3 separate regions of the Homo sapiens genome follow, and regions 1 and 2 are each linked to region 3. A link is an interaction called in ENCODE POLR2A ChIA-PET data of the cell type or tissue named here. Cell type or tissue: MCF 10A. All regions are shown on one strand. Region 1 has its middle 35 kb from the start of LIPC. Region 2 overlaps ADAM10 (ADAM metallopeptidase domain 10). Region 3 overlaps MINDY2 (MINDY lysine 48 deubiquitinase 2).

Region 1 (4,000 bases), 400 kb after region 3:
CAGGGATAATAATACCACCGATGTTAGAGGGCTTTTGTGAAGCACTGTGTATGCTCTATATGTAGGCACTGTGTAATGTTATTATTTGCCATTCCTTTCAACTCAGGGATTAAAATGTGCACATTTTCTGCTCTTCAGACAATCTTTTGGGGGTGAGGTCTTCCTCTTACCCAGGCATATCCGGAGAACCTCTCTCCGTTCACTTGTGCCCTAGAAGGTAAAAAGTCCCCACATCTACTTTTGCACTATGGTGTTGATTCCTCAGTAAGCACATGGCTGCTGAGCACTGCCTGCCTTTAACCTGGGTGCACAAGAAATCCTTATAAACAAAGAACGCAGCCAAACCTAATGAGTACAACATCATCTCAGGCTGCAGCAAGGAGGTTTGTCTCCCTCAGCTTCCCTGGGAGGACCTGCTCTCTGTAAGCTCAAAGCCTGTTCTGGCTAGCATGGATTAGAAAGAGTGGTTCCCAGCATCCCAGGCAGCTCTCTGTCTAGAGTGTTTTAATCACATGCAAGGCTGAAAGTCAAGGGAGGTAAGCAGCCCCTGCAGCCAGGAATTTTTTACCTGCCTGGGGAGGCTGGAGAGGGAGATTAGTGGGCTGCTGAACATTTCAGGCAAAGCAGCTAGCAGAGCCCAGAGACACAAGGTAAGGAGGCCTGTGGCACAGCCACATGGGGTCCAGCGTGGCTGAAATGTGGAGTGGGAGGCCAGGAAGGGCATTAGGGTCACACAGGGCCTCCAGTGGCATGTGGGACGGAGGGTCCCTCAGTTAACTGAGGGAGGGAGGGAAGCTATATCAGAACGCTTTTGATGGCAAGTAACATAAACCAACTTGCCTTAGCTTAAGCTCAAAAAAATACTTCATTATAGGGATTCAGTCTGTTTCACAGAACCCAAGGACAGGCTGCCGCAGTCCCGCAGGAAGAGGCTGGAACAGGGTGCAAAAAGCCATCCAGACACTTTCTCTCCTCACTGGCATGCTGCCCCTCATGAGAACTTTCTCTGCTTTTACAGTCCACATGGCAATAGCCTATCCCATAGCACCCAAGCTGATGTGCTGACACGTTTTTGATTTTACCTTCTCGAGAGAGGTTCTTTCTTAGTCCCAATTTCAGATGTCCAGGAAAGAGGCTCTGACTGGCCATCTGGGGTCAGGGGCTTGGCACTGGTTCAATCCAATGCTGCCACAGTGGGGAGCAGAGACACACTGCAGAGGCCCTCGGGGTGGATCAAAGTGGGCAGAGCTGGGCTTCTTCATGAACCAGGTAGATAGTACATGGGCTACCCCAGAGGAAGGATGGCACAAACTCTGGGGTCCCTTCCCACCTGAGGTGCTCCAGTTTGACCTTTCTGTTCAGTATTTGTCCTCTCCCCATCAGCAGTGTAGGGAAAAGCAAGGGTAGAGCCCGTGGCTGTGGTTGCGGGTTTGGGCTGAGAGGATGGGGGCTGCCTTGCTGTGACAACTTTGGAAACAATATTGAGCTCTGGAAGGTAACACAGTCCATAAATAGCAACGAGATCAACCTGGCTAACACTATTTTGGAAGCTGAGAAAATAAATGACAGCAAACTGCCAGGCAAACAGTTCTTCCATAAAACATGAAGAAATGCTTCCCTAAAAGTATCGCTTTTAAACATAAAACAAAAAGCAAATAGTGGCATCAAAATATAAGGAAAGGTGACCCACCTGTGATCTCACTCTGTTTTCTTTGCCCGCTCTTTCCTTTCAGCTTTTGTTCAAATGCATGCAGCATCTTACGTAGTTTTGGAGATCATAAACAACATTTTGTGTTCTGTATTATGTAACGACTAATTTCCATGCTGCCTTGTCATCTTCTTAACTATCTTTATCAGTATGCCATCCTTCAAATTAAGTATGCTATATTTACTTAGTACATAATTAAGATCTGATTTTAAATTTGAGACTGCGAAGTGAGAAGGAATCTTAGGAAATCACTGAGTCCAAGGAAAATGAACTTAGAGAGGAGAGTGTCTTCCCCCAGGGCCACAAAACTGGTTAATTCTGGACCCGGGACTCCATGTCATTCATTTTTTTTTCAAGTGTATGTTTATAATTACCCACCCGATGCCACATATCAGTGCACAGGTTTCATCTCACTTCATGACTCTTTCCACCACATCGTGTGCCCTAATTAACATTTGTTAGATAGAAGTCATTTCTTGTTTTTCTTAACAGAGGTAAGAGTGCTATTTCAACTCACTGTCATGAAAATAAAGGTTGTGGAGCTGAAATGAATAACAGCAATTTTAAACCAGACTGGTTTCGTGACTGGTAGATAAGTCAGCATGCAAAGACATTTATGTCTCCCAGGTTTGGCTGGCTTTCGCAATGCCCTTTGCAAACTCCACAGGGATTTTAAGCTTTAAGTCTGGTTATAAGCTTATGCAAGCTGTTAGTCACCTTTTTAGATGAAAAGCATCACAGGCTTATGCTCGAAAATGTTGTGTGCTTTGCTAGAATTCCTTTTGAGTAATTCAGCTATAGTATGATTTTGAGGGAGAAATGATGGAACAGATACATTTCAAAACACATTTGCATTTAAAAACAGGAGTTTATCAGCTGAAAGAACTTATCTTGAAAGGTACACATGCAGGGCAAATTTAGAACAAGCAGAACAATTTAGACATGATAGCTATGAATTATCCAAAAGCTTAAAATACTGAGGGCACTTGATCGTGCAGAATCCCAGACATGGGTTGAATCATGAATGTCTGGTGTTTTACTTTGGAAAACATATTGGAAAAGGAAATCTTGTCACTGCCATATTTTCACAGATCTTTCCAAAACATTCTAGGTGTGCATCCACACAATTGTCAACACATGTTTGACCAGAAACAAACAAGTGGAGTGACCTAAGCCTTTGGTACAGCGAAGAAGGCTCTGGAGTCAGGATGCTTGGGTTGGTATCTAGGTTCTGTCACTTACTAGATATGTGAACTTGGCTGGATCTCAGCTTCCTCATCTGCAAAATGAGAAAATCATTTTGAATGGATAGAATTGTTGAATTAAACTAATGACATTAAATCATGTAATGTAGCACCTCTCAAACTCTAACAAGCACACAAGTCACCTGGGATCACATTAAAACGCAGGTTCTTAGTCAGTAGGTCTAGGGAGTAAGCTGACATTCTGTATTTCTAACAAGCTCTGGGTGATGCCTGCTGGTCTCCAGGCCACACTTGGAGTTATGAGGATGCAAAGTGCCTGCTATGTGAGAAACATTCGATAGTGTTAGTTATTGCTATCCTTCAGGTGGATTTCTCCCTCTTTTTCTTTCCTACCACACCCCCAATGCTCTCGCCCACCTAATCGTCTTCCTTCTTTCCTTCTGCTTTCAAGAAGGCTTCCAGATCTTTCTGCTCTAGCTACACCTTGACAGGCGCTCATGATTGACTGCACATGAACTTACAGCATGTGTGTGTGAGGGAGACGGTGGAGATGCTGCCGTGGCCATACTCAGATTTGGAAAGGTCAGTTCCACTTCCATCATGCCACACACTATGACTTATACTTGTGAATTAAAAACAACTCAGTCTTTTCTGGGTTAAAATGGCCTTTGTAGCAATTAGTCAATTTGAAGTTCAGACTCCCTGTGGGTGATTTCAGAGGGTCTCCCCTCCCTCTGACATTCCTCAGTGCCTTCAAACAAGAGAAGCTTCTGCATCCTCTCTGCTTCAGGGAGAGGTTCCTGGTGAGAGTGCTGTGTGTCCCAGCTTCCTCTGACCTCCAGCGGGACTCTTTCTGGCCATGGCCTCTGTCCTTGTGCACCTGCTACTGACACATTCATGGTGGGGTCCCCTGGGTGTGCTCTTTTAGCACCTTCCGGGCTTGGTGGCTTCCTTGTTGATGTGATGTCCATCTCTGACCTCAATGGCCTTATAGAACCTCTGGCAATCAACTGTGTCACTTGGCGACTCACAATGGCCACTCAAGCCCAGCCCCTTGCTCTCAACTCTGTATCCCTCACTAGCACAT
Region 2 (4,000 bases), 55 kb after region 3:
ATCTGTTTTTGCTTGTATTGATGATGGCAGGACACACGTGTGCATACATTTGAACTTTGAATTTAGCTTTCAAAAGAACACATAGAATTCTCTATGATTTGATGGGGTATTAATTTACTACCCCTTTTCCTAGGAATTAAGTGGGATAATTTGTAAAAGTGCTAAAGACTTTAAAGTACTATATAAATATTATTAAAATTATGTCGTTTCCAGACCTGCTTTCATTTGGAATCTATTAGTTACAAAATACAGATGGATAAAATCTATTTTTAGTAGTTGGAATATTAGAACATCATTACCAAACATTAGAAAATAGAATTAAAGAAAATCCGTAATTCCTCCTTCAACACAATTTTATCACTTTTTAATATTAATCATGTAGTCTTTTAAAATGCCTATTACGAATTTATAGTATTTGTGTAGTTCTGTATACCTTTAAAAAACTAATGTATAGTTAATGGCTGGGTGTGGTGGCTCATGTCTGTGATCCCAGCACTTTGGGAAGCTAAGCTCGGAGGATTAGTTTAGGCCAGGAGTCTGAGACCAGCCTGGTTAACATAGCAAGACCCTGTTTCTATGCCAAAAATAAATAAATAAATACAAGAAAAATGTAAAGTGTAGTTAAAACGCATAAGTATGCAAAGCAGACACTGAGATATGTATAAGTAGTAAAAAATGAAATCATGTCATTCCTGTTTATACCATATTTTTTCTATTTTATAGATATTGCTGTTCTTTTTTTTTTTTCTTCCCTAGAGACAGAGTCTCGCGCTGATGCCCAGGCTGGAATGCAGTGGTGCGATCTTGGCTCACTGCAGCCCCTGCCTTCTGGGTTTAAGCGATTTTTGTGCCTCAGCCTCCGAGTAGCTGGGACTACAGGCACTTGCCACCAGGCCCTTCTCATTTTTGTATTTTTAGTAGAGACGGGGTTTCACCATGTTGGCCAGGCTGGCCTCGAACTCTAGACCTCAAGTGATCCTCCTTCAGCCTCCCAAAGTTTTGGGATTACAGGCATGAGCCACCATGCCGAGCTTTGATATTGCTGTTCTTTATTTCAAGCTTTATAGTTAAGTTACTGATCTGTGTCTTCACTAGAAAGACAATGTTAAGAGGGAAGTAACTTTATTCTTAGTCTTCATGTTTTAGGACCTAGCACAGTGTCTCACTCACATTAGGATTTTATAATATGTGTTATTAAGACTACAGAATTGTTAAATACATTGCTTAGGAAGTGGACTGGACTTCTGGATACATGTTATGCACCCGTTTTCATTCAGCAGATATTGGCATTAGTGAAGCAGCCTTCATGGTACTGGCTGTCAGCTATATTATGGAAATAGTCTCATTACATGAAACTGAATGTCATAATGATTTTTGTTAAAATTGGAATATTGCTGTAGTAAAATTAGAAAGTGACCTCCTCCAATTAGTACAGCATATTATCAGAACCCTCAAATGTGTATTATAAAGGTTAGGTATTCTAATCTAGCATAACGGAGAGGACAGTTTTGTTGACAGCTTTGGAGATGGATTGGCACTGATGCTTATAAATTGGTTCGGAAATCAGAATTTAATTTTGGCAAGAATTTATAAAATTTAAGAATTTATTTTTTGAAAATATTTATTTATTTATTTATTTATTTTTTTGAGACGGAGTCTCGCTCTGTCACCCCGGCTGGAGTGCAGTGGTGCTATCTCGGCTCACTGCCAGCTCCGCCTCCCAGGTTCATGCCGTTCTTCTGCCTCAGCCTCCCGAGTAGCTGGGACTACAAGCACCTGCCACCATGCCTGGCTAATTTTTTTTTTTTTTTTTGTATTTTTGGTAGAGACGGGGTTTCACCATGTTAGCCAGGATGGTCTCAATCTCCTGACCTCGTGATTCACCTGCCTTGGCCTCCCAAAGTGCTGGGATTACAGGCGTGAGCCACCGCGCCCGGCCCAAAATTTAAGAATTTATAAATTTTCTTGGTAGCCCATAAAATTCACTTGTATCCATCCAGTAGCAGAAATCTCTTAGTAACTCCATGATCTCTAGGAGCAGTAGGCCATTTAGTAGGGAGGAGCCCTTTTTCTTTAATGTAGAGCAAGCTTTGGCATAGTGGTTCTCAGCTAGGGGCAGTGGCGGATGTTTTGGGATATCTTATGGGAAAAGGGTGAGTTAATGACAATGGGTTTAAGATGAAATGCAGGGAGTGGGACAGATGTATATCAAAAGTGAGGTGGTGGCTGTGTGAGTGTGAAAGTGATGTAGGCAGGTTGAAAGTCATACTCTATTACTGTCTGTACTTGTGTCTTATTAGAAATTGTATAAAAGATTCAATATAACCCACAGGTTCAGAAAAAAAGAATAAAAAAAGATTGTATAAAAGAATTTCAAATCAGCATAGAAATCTTACGTACACATTTCAATTTTTTGATTTTTAAATTGTATTTCATAAGTTAGTGGTATAAATTTAATACATTCAATAGATTTTAATCATTCGTGTTTTCAGCCCTTTGTATATAATTTATAAAAGAGCTACTTAGACTTCTGAGCCAGCTTGTGTTATTTTTACTTCTTAGAGACTAGCTGATTTCAAAAAGTGGGTATGTTGAAATAGGCTTTTAATTGTAGACACTCCCTCCTATCTTGAACTTTAACTTGTAACTGTTAGGTGTAGCTGTTTGCTTCTAGAAGATGATTTGACTGATTTCTAGTGAAAAAATAGGTACTGGCTTAAGTTTGAATTCACATTGTAGAAGTAGCTTTTCAAAGAGTGCATTAAAGGCACTTAAATATATTGCTGGAATATAGGGCATGATAGTTCCTGGAAGCCTACCTTTGTCATACAGGAGAACAGTTTTGTTAGTGGTATTTAGTGCCTGAAGATCTGAGTGAATATGTATTATCAAATAAAGGAAGCATTGGTCAACACAGTATGATGCCTATGACATGTAGTTGATGACTCAGTAGGAAGGAAATATATTTTTATGTTGGGGAAAAATGCTGTTGGTACCTCATTTTGAAATTATGCAAGTGAAAAGTCTGTTGAAAACAAGTTGATTACAAGTAATTTTTTTTGAGGAATGCAAATATGCCATGCTTAGCTTACTCTTATATCCTCTCATTTATTGTAATTGAGTTTTTCTGTAAATAGGAAGATCTGTAATATCAAAACATTATTGCAGATTTTCCTCTCCCATTCTTAAGATTGTATAGCCAACTTTTTGGGTATAGATAGGAAAAAACTTGCTTGTTATATGATATTTCTGTCTCACACCAAGGTGATGATGGTGACCCACTATCAGAGAGTTATTCTTTGTTTTTTCTCCTGATGTTAATGAAATTTTCATTCCGTATTTTTTTGCACAATTCTTTAATTTAGTAGATTGGAACAGAAGATTGTAAGTTTTGGGTTCAAGGATTGGGAAGGAAGCTTTTGCTTAGAAGGGTACTTGGGAAGTAAGATGCTACCTACCCATGGAATATGGAAAAAAATCACAATGGCTGGCATTTGTTGGGGTACTTAATGCCAGGCACTGTTGTTAGATCATTTTGTGTATCATATATTAACTTGGTCTTCACAGCATCTCTATGAGATACGTGTTGTTATTTTCATTTTATAAATGAGAGAGGAGGATCAGGGAGGGTTACTTATCCAGAGTCAGGAAAGTCAAATAGTAGTTATCAGTTGAGGGAAGCCAGATCTTGCCTTTACATGTAGGCTAATTTTACCCTTAAAGCGTAATTTAGGTTCTTTGTACTTACAGTATTTGAAGAATTTGCCTTTTAGTCAGTCAGGTTCTTTATAGAAGGTATTTTATTTTTTGGATGTGAAAAAATGTTTACATTTGAGGGGAGAAAAGCAGCTTACAGAAAGAACACGCATAAAACCATTTCAGTTTTGTCATAGATAAATATATATGTAATCATTTTTAGAGAACAGATACCAATTTTCTGGGTAGTAAGATTCATAATGCACTTCTGTGATTAGGAAAAATAATTTTTTAAAAGGCGGAT
Region 3 (4,000 bases):
CGATAGGCTGGGCGCAGTGGCTCACGCCTGTAATCCCGGCACTTTGGGAGGCCGAGACGGGTGGATCACGAGGTCAGGAGATCGAGACCATCCTGGCTAACACGGTGAAACCCTGTCTCTACTAAAAATACAAAAAATTAGCTGGGCGTGGTGGCAGGCGCCTGTAGTCCCAGCTACTCAGGAGGCTGAGGCAGGAGAACGGCGTGAACCCGAAGGTGGAGCTTGCAGTGAGCTGAGATCGCGCCACTGCACTCCAGCCTGGGCAACAGAGCAAGACTCCGTCTCAAAAAACAAAACAAAACAAAATAACACATACTATATATCTACAGTATTAAAATGTCCTGAAGTGAGCCATTAGGACAAAAGTGTCTATAAAGGCCCCTCAGAATGGCAATAACGAAAAGAAAGTTGAAACACTGCTCCACCTAATCTCTGCATGCTGGGAAACTTCAAGGGAGAATCTTGGACCCCTCTTCTTTTCTCTATTATCTTATCAACTTCCACAGATTTATTTATTTATTTATTTATTTTTTGGAGACGAGTCTCGCTCTGGTGCCCAGGCTGGAGTGCAGTAGCGCGATCTCGGTACACTGCAAGCTCCGCCTCCCAGGTTCACGCTATTCTCCTGCCTCCGCCTCCCGAGCAGCTGGGACTACAGGCGCCCGCCACCACGCCCGGCTAATTTTTTTGTATTTTTAGTAGAGACGGGGTTTCACCGTGGTCTCGATCTCCTGACCTCGTGATCAGCCCACCTCGGCCTCCCAAAGTACTGAGATTACAGCCGTGAGCCACTGCGCCCGGCCCAACTTCCACAGATTTAAATACCATTTTTATACTGATGACTTCTAAATTCTTATCTTGAATTTCAGTGTTCTCTGTAACTCATAGTCTGCCATTAGCAAATTCCCTAGGTATTCAACTCCTCTGAATGTTCCCTTCACCTTATTATCTGAGTATTTGGCTCTGTCTTGACGACAATGCAGTTCTCTTAAGTGATAGTTCTGTTCTCTCTCATACTTCTTTTACCAGTGAACCTCAAAGTGGAATAGGTATCCACTTGCTCCTGTCATTCTCTCCCCACTTCCTCCCTAAACTCCTCAGTTTTAAAACTCAGATAATTCTACCCATTATCTACCCACCTTGTTGCAGTTATCTCCTGACCTTCAGGCCAATCCCCTTTATTCTTAGCTCACTTTCTCCAACAAAAATCCCATAATTTTTGGTAATTTCAATATGTATGGAGATGTCTCTTCCAATACCCTGCCTGTCTGTTCCTTGACCTCTTCTCCAACAAAAATATTTTATTCTTAAAACACACACACACACACACACACACACACACACACACACCCCAAAAAAAACTTTTATTCTACTTTATCTCAGAAACTCATTTCCCATGGTAATACAGTTTCATTATTACCAAAAATTCCTCAGCTCTATCAGGAATCAAGACCTACAATCCATTAATCTCATTACATTTTCCTTCAACACACTTACATCATTTCCTCTTTACGCAGCTTAAATTCTATGGCCCATAATTATAATCACTCTCTATACACACCTTCATACCTTAGATTCCTCCCCTCCTCCCCCACCGCACAACCCTGGCCCCACCACTGGCAACATGTAGAGCAACATACCCTAGATTCTTTCGTCAACACGCTCATCAGGCAAAAGTCCAGCTCTGGTTAAATCCTGGCCTCCCATTATTCAGGCCTGGACTCGTGCAGCTGAACGTGACTGAGAAAACATAACACCATGCTGGCTGGTTTCACTAACCTCAAAGGTAACACCCAAAAATCATACCACAGCTCTCTAATCCATTCAATCTCCCATTTCTCTAACCAATTATTTTATACCTTCCCTCTTACTTTCAACAACTCCTCCCCTCATCCTCACTCCCAGCTGATGACTTTGTTTCCTATTTCATTGAGAAAATAGAAGCACTCAAGAGACGCGCTGCAACCACATCCACCCACCTACCTGCACCTATTTGTAATACAGTCTGTCTTTCCTCCTATTACCATGGATGAACTATCTAAGGCTAATTTTTCTATTTGTATAAAGTATTTTTTGCAGTTCCCTTTCTCTAGTTTTCTCTTTTATAAAATGGCTTTGAGGTATAATCCACATACGATACAAGCTACTCACTTAAAATGTACAATTCAATTATTTTTTGTTGTATATTCACAGGATTATGAAACTATCATCATAATCTAATTTTATTTTTTAAATTTATTTATTTATTTACTTATTTTTTGAGACAGTTTCTCACTGTCGCCCAGGCTGGAGTGCAGTGGTGTTATCTCCACTCACTGCAACCTCCGACTGCTGGGTTCAAGCGATTCTCCTCCTCAGTTTCCCAAGTAGCTGGGACTACAGGCATGTGCCACCACACCCGACTAATTTTTTGTATTTTTAGTAGAGACGGGGTTTTGCCATGTTGCCCAGGCTGGTCTTGAACTCCTGAGCTCCAGTGAACCACCCACCTCAAGCACCCAAAGTGCTGGGATTACGGCGTGAGCCACTGTGCCAGTCCCATGATCTAATTTTAGAACATTTTGGTCTTCCCTAAAAGAAACCCTGTACCCATTAGCAGTCAACCCCCATTTCACCCCATCTCTTCCCCAGCCCTAAGCAACCACTAATCTACTTTCTGTCTCTATAAATGTGCCTATTCTGGTTTTTTTAAACTTTCATTTTTTAGAGATAAGGTTCTTGCTCTCTCACCCAGGCTGGAATGCAGTGGTATGGTCATAGCTCATTGCAGTCTCAAACTCCTGGGTTCAAGTGATCCTCCCACCTCAGCCTCCCAAGTAGCTGGGACCATAGGCACGCACCACCAGCCTGGCTAATGGATGTTTCATATAGATGGAATCATACACTATATGGTCTTTTGTACTTTGCCTCTTTCACTTAAAAGTTTCAGGGTTCATCCATGTTATAGCATGTATTCGTACTTCATACCTTTTTATGGCTGAATAATATTCCACTGTACAAATCTATATTTATCTGCTCATCAGTTGATAAGACATTTCGGTTGTTTCCATTTTTTGACTACTATGAATAATACTGCTTTGAACATTTTTCTTTTTTTCCCCCTGAGACAGAGTCTTGCTCTGTCGCCCAGGCTGGAGTGCAATCGCATGATCTCGGCTCACTGCAACGTCCGCCTCCCGGGTTCAAGCGATTCTTCTGCCTCATCCTCCCGAGTAGCTGGAATTACAGGCATGTGCCACCACGCCCGGCTAATTTTTATGTTCTTAGTAGAGACGGGGTTTTACCATGTTGGCCAGGCTGGTCTCAAACTCTTGACATTGTGATCCACCTGCCTTGGCCTCCCAAAATGCTGGGATTACAGGCGTAAGCCACCGCGTGTGGCCTGAACATTTTTATACAAGCTGTATGGACATACGTTTTCACTTCTCTTGGGTAAATACCTAGGAATGATATTTCATGGTCATACGGTAATTCTGTTTAACTTTTTAAAGAATTGCCAAACTGCTTTCCAAAGTGGCTGTATTATTTTACATTTCTACTGGCTAGGTGTGAGGGTTTCCAGTTTTTTCTTGTTTCCAGTCAGGTTTTCATTCCATACACTCATCAAGGTTATCAATGACCTCCTTATGGCTAAATCAACAGTCAATTTTTAGTATTCCTCCTGCCTGAGCTATTAGCAGCATTTGATTCAGCTCATCTCTCACTCTTCCTTGAAACATTTCTTCATTACGATTCTAGGAAATCACAGCCTCCTATTTTTCTTCTACCTGGCTGACCGTGCCGGCTCTTTCTCCTTCCCCACCTTCTAATCACTGGCATATCCCAGACTCGGTCTACTGACCTTTTCTTTTATCTACTACATTCCTTCCCTTAATGATCTCACCCAATCTAACTACTGTTTATATATGTTGTCTGTAAATATATATTTACAGGCTAGACTTGTACTGTCTAATACAGTAGCCAGTAGCAATATGTGGCTATTAAATTTAATTTATATTAT

Evidence for each region. ChIA-PET counts read pairs that join two places held together with the same protein. Peaks named below come from ENCODE experiments on the same cell type or tissue, not always from the same donor. Only the 100,000 strongest peaks of a DNase experiment are listed, where the experiment ranks them.
Region 1: POLR2A ChIA-PET joins it to region 3 with 5 read pairs; 2 of 35 experiments call an interaction of 5 or more read pairs at or near these places.
Region 2: POLR2A ChIA-PET joins it to region 3 with 6 read pairs; 8 of 35 experiments call an interaction of 5 or more read pairs at or near these places.

Annotation. Positions count from the first base shown.
Region 1 is chr15:58,394,737-58,398,736 of GRCh38, reverse strand. No RefSeq gene overlaps it. Among named protein-coding and RNA genes, the nearest start is that of LIPC, 35 kb to the left of the region's middle. In MCF 10A, no CTCF peak of the experiment used is centred here; a DNase peak (open chromatin) is centred at 2,346.
Region 2 is chr15:58,737,164-58,741,163 of GRCh38, reverse strand. The region is part of intron 1 of ADAM10 (ADAM metallopeptidase domain 10); the gene reads left to right. Among named protein-coding and RNA genes, the nearest start is that of ADAM10, 11 kb to the left of the region's middle. In MCF 10A, no CTCF peak of the experiment used is centred here; no DNase peak of the experiment used is centred here.
Region 3 is chr15:58,791,709-58,795,708 of GRCh38, reverse strand. All of the region lies in intron 2 of MINDY2 (MINDY lysine 48 deubiquitinase 2), which reads right to left. Among named protein-coding and RNA genes, the nearest start is that of MINDY2, 22 kb to the right of the region's middle. In MCF 10A, no CTCF peak of the experiment used is centred here; a DNase peak (open chromatin) is centred at 1,678.